Regions from separate parts of the Homo sapiens genome. Here region 2 is linked to region 1. Evidence: chromatin loops called from intact Hi-C (ENCODE). Cell type or tissue: PC-9. All regions are shown on one strand.

The links. Peaks named below come from ENCODE experiments on the same cell type or tissue, not always from the same donor. Only the 100,000 strongest peaks of a DNase experiment are listed, where the experiment ranks them.
Region 2: a loop joins it to region 1, with 5 times the contacts of the local background. A loop is called at or near these places in 2 of 110 quality-filtered maps.

What each region holds. Positions count from the first base shown.
Region 1 is chr2:208,982,314-208,984,813 of GRCh38, forward strand. No RefSeq gene overlaps it. Among named protein-coding and RNA genes, the nearest start is that of MAP2, 440 kb to the right of the region's middle. In PC-9, no CTCF peak of the experiment used is centred here; a DNase peak (open chromatin) is centred at 1,378.
Region 2 is chr2:208,927,874-208,930,373 of GRCh38, forward strand. No RefSeq gene overlaps it. Among named protein-coding and RNA genes, the nearest start is that of MAP2, 490 kb to the right of the region's middle. In PC-9, no CTCF peak of the experiment used is centred here; no DNase peak of the experiment used is centred here.

The DNA.
Region 1 (2,500 bases):
TTTGTTTGCCTTCCTCAGTTAAAAATACATATTGAGAAGAAATAACAGTTGTAAAAAAGTTAAGAATCATAAGCTTAGCAGTGAATAGTTAAGCAATATATGTAGTTGAAAGTACTATCATTTATTAAGCCAAACCCAGCTTTCCTTAGAGAAGCTAATAAACATTTATTTTAGTGTGACAACAGGGGTAGTTGCCTTTTAATACTAAAAGTGTCAGGAGAGGTAACGAATAATTTTTTTAGACTTTCTTGTCAAAGACTAAAGATAAAATATGATGCTATTTTTTGACACGATACAAGTAATGCCAGTTCAAATTAAATGATCCACCATTGTTCCTAAAATCTGGTGAAAAATGGCTCAATTCCAAATGCATAGCTTTGCTGTGAAATACAGGTGAATAAATCTGGTATATTCCCAGGAACATTCTTAAAATAACTTACCAAATGCATAAAACAAGAGATAATAAAGTGACTATTAAATATTTGTGACTTTTTTTCCTCTTAAGATTTGTTAAGATTGTGCTCTTTACTAGGTGTATTTCACAGCGCAAAGGAGCAAATAGAAAACATATTGCTGATTTAGTAAAAAGTTTCTGAGTATATGATCTAAAATTTAAACCATACCATGCAATATTTGGAGTCAAGCCATAAATTCTAAGGCTGGGAGTGAGGAATATTCCTCAGGCAGTTCCTGGGGCATGTTCAGATTTGAAATAATGGAATGCATGAATGGAGGCTCAGCAGTACAGAAGATTCACTGAGTTGTTACCTGCATAGAAGAATGGACAGAAACTGGATTACTAACAAGGAAGTGGATTTTTAATTTACTTTCTTCTCTTGTTCTCTTAAAATGAGTGAACAGGCTGGGTGCAGTGGCTCACGCCTGTAATCACAGCACTTTGGGAGGCCGAGGCAGGCGGATCACCACGTCAGGAGATCGAGACCACCCTGGCCAACATGGTGAAACCCCGTTTCTACTAAAAGTACAAAAATTAGCTGGGTGTGGTGGCACGCGCCTGTAATCCCAGCTATTCGGGAGGCTGAGGCAGGAGACTGGCTTGAACCTGGGAGGCTGGAGATTGCAGTGAGCCAAGATCACGCCACTGCACTCCAGTCTGGTGACAGAGCAAGACTCCGTCTAAAAATAAAAAATAATAAAAAAGATGAGTGAACAATCCTCCATAGCATTTGATACGTTCAATTTCTTTTACCTCCATAAAGATTCTTATCACACTGAAAAGACAGCAGGATGTTTTGGTATAGCTTATATAAAATACCAGCTCTGAAACAAATGGTTAGTCTAGGTTTATTGCACCATGTAGGCGCTAGCTGAGAGGCCTCTAGAGAAACCTGTTCTGAAAAATCACAAAACTAGTGGCTCCACAGGCAACTCTTATCAGCCTGTAACATCAGTGTTAGACAAAGGAATGTCTGGACAGAAACCAAGAAAAAAACCTTGAGGCATTTTTAGATAAGAAATTTTGAGCCAGAATCCATGCGAATATCTTTGTGGCAAAATATATCCATGTATATCCTATTAATAACAACAACAATAAAAATCAGGGGCTGATGTTTTCCTTCTATATCATTTTAACTTTTCTGTAATGCTTTATATGCAAGAAAAGTAGAATCAATAAAATTACTTTTTTTAAGGCAAGACATGAACTTGCGTAAATTTGCCTTGAGTTTGGAATTGAATGGTTAGAATTTTTCTGAATCAAATCAAGAAGCTAAGACTTCAAAGTGAGACTGATGCTCGAGGATACAAAGAAAAATCAATTTCCATGTTCTCATATGCAAAGTGCTTGAAATTCATCAATCTCATCCTTATAACAAGAAAAAGCTGGACTAACTGAAAATCAATGGCTTTTTTGGATCTAACAGAAAATTGAGGTTGAGAAGCAAACCATCACATAAAAGTCTGTAAATGAAGAAGCACTCAGAGGGATACCACAACTGGGGTATGCTTATCAGATGCAGAAACTGCTGGAGGCAAAAACTGGTAGGAACACCTACATGATAATGATCTCATTTAGTTCTCAGAACTATCTTATTTGGTGGATAGTATTATTATCACCATCTCACAGAGGAGGAAATTACAACTTTACCTAAGGTTGTAATTTTAGGATGTAAAGCCAAATTTGCTGGATTCTAGTGGTGTGGCGGTAAATGATTAACAACTGGCTCTGAGGGATGGGCGTATCATAAGGGAGTCTGATTTCTAGCATTTTTCCAGTGTGAATACTTCCAACATGGCTTATTGCAAGCTACCAATATGGCGTCACTGAATGCAGTGGGGCACACATGTGCTCCATGGAAGGCAGGACTAGGACAACAATAGCAGGATATCTATTTCAGAGCTTTAAAAGATAAACATTTCTTTGTAATAACTGTCATATTGACAAAGAAAGGCAAAACATAAATTAACACATTTGTCAGTTTTTACACTATTTTTGGAAATTTACAAAACAAACGCCAGGCAGGAAGTTTGCTAACACAGG
Region 2 (2,500 bases), 54 kb before region 1:
CCTCCATACTACACATCTCTAATTAGGGACTTTCAGTTGTTCCCTGACTGGCCTGAGAGTGTGGTTTTTTTAATTAGGATACTTAACATTTAACTGACTTTTCCTTGAATGTAGATTAAAATTAATCTACATATATACATGCCACACTGTCAATGCTGAATTATTTTAAAATAAATTATAACTAAAATTTTATGCTGATACTGTTTTTTCTAGACAAAAGAAAACATTATTTTAAATCTATGTATGCTTTGCATTGTTATTCACTCCACTACTTATCCCAGGGCCTGTGGGTTCCAGACATTTAGAGACCCTGTGATCTTCATCAAAATGTATTTACCCTGTGCTCTAATTTTTCAAAGCACTCTATTGTTTTGGTACAAATCTGTTGCATTATCTCTTATTGAAATAACTGGCTTACTCATATCACCCTCTCACTGGTAATAGTTTTGCTTTAATGAGCTTAACAAAATGGATAATTTTAGTGACCTCAAAGTGTCAATGTAAAATACCACTGGCAACAAAACATTTCCTAGAACTTCTCAACACTACCTACAATTGCTCAAATATGACACTGAGAATGAAAAGTAAAATAATCAGCAGTTAGTTTCATGGGGCTGATTAAGATGCACATCAGAGACTGGTAATTAGGATAATAAAAAATGAATGTGATCTGATAACTGTGGCAGGAAGATTTCCATGATGGCCCCACAGTTTCATTCCCTGAGCCACATGCTGTATGTAATTCCATCCTCTGGAGTGTGAACTAATAGGGTAGTCACTCTCCTGACTAGGTTACGTTATATGACAATGATGAAGTGATTTTGCAGGTGTGATTAAGGCACCAAATTAACTGGCTTTGAGTTAATTAAAAGGGAAAGTATCCCAGGTGGACCTAACCTAATCAGGTGAACGCTTGGAAAGAGGGTCCAAGCTTTCTGGGAAGAGATTTAAAATAGAAAGACTGTCCTGCTGGCCTTGAAAAATAAAAAAGTTCACATCATGGCCAGGCACAGTGGGTGCACCTGTAGTCCCAGCTACTCGGGAGGCTGAGGCAGGAGGATGACTAGAGCCTAGGAGTTCAAGGCCAGCGTGGGCAATATAGTGAGATTTCATCTCTAAAATATTAAAATTAAAAATCCGTATATTTATATACACATGAAAACAAAATTCACATGGTAAATTTGTCAGCTGTCTATGGGGGGCCAGTCACGTGGTAAAGACCTGACAGTGACCTCTAGGAGTTGACAGCACATCCCAGCCACAAACTAGCAAGAGAATGGGGACCTCAGTCACACAATCACAGGGAAATAAATTGTGCCAACAATCTGAAAGGGCTTGAAAGCACATCTTTTAAAATAGAACCTGAAGTCGAAGACACAGCAGGCTAACTCATTGATTTCAGCCTTGTAAGACCCTGAGGGGAAGACCCTGCAAACATTGCCTGACTCCTGACCCATGGGGAGTGAGATAATAAACATATGTTGTTTTAAGTTATTGATTTTGTGGTAATTTATTTTGGTGTTTAAAATCCATACATTATCCTACAAATGAAAGCACAATACCTGGTAGGTCTCTTTGCTTCCTTGAGACAGAATACTCCAACTTGGGAATACTGCTTTGGAAGTACATACCACGTGACATGAAGAACTGCCTGCACTGTTACATCAGCACCTTTCTCAGCACACACTTATCGCTACATCGGGAATCATTCATGAGCAGCTGATGCAAGAGGAAATAATCCAAGCTTTGTCGGTCATAGATAGGTCAGTGTGATATGTGGCTGCAAACTGAAAATGGACACAGGCAGCTGTATTACAGCCTCACTAAGGAATGGCCTGAAAAGACAGTGACAGATGAATTTCTCCCACTGAAAACTTTGGACAATGTACCCATTTTTCCATTTTCTGTTGGCAGAAAAGTGCCCAAAATTTAGAATATTCAGGAACCATAGGAAGCAGCAAGTGGTCTGGCTGAATGGTCAATAGCAACAAAAGAAAAAGATTGGAAAATTTGGGGCAGAGGCATGTGGACTGAACATGTGGGACTGAATGCAAAGTGTAAATACCTTGATATCCCATATAAATGCCCACTAGAGAGCATTTCAATAAAGAGGCATGAAATAAACACGTAGATAAAATGATTGTACAGTTGATATAAGACATCCTCTGCCATCCCAGTGCTGGCATGAAGGGCACATAAATGAAGTGGCCACGATGGCAGAGATGAAGACCATGCATGGGTTCAACCACAGGCCCTCCCTCCTTACAAAGGTTATCTAGCCAGTGCCACTGAGAAATACCAACAGGCCAAACAACAAAGACCAACGCTAAGCCTTCAATATGGCACACTTTTCTAGAAAAGACTGCCTTCCACTTGATGGCAACTTGACTACATTCAGCCAGTGATTTATTATGACAAGAATAGACAAATGATACAGATATGAGTTTCCTTCCTGTAATTAGGGCTTCAGCTAGTGTCACTGTCCAAGAGTATAAGGAGC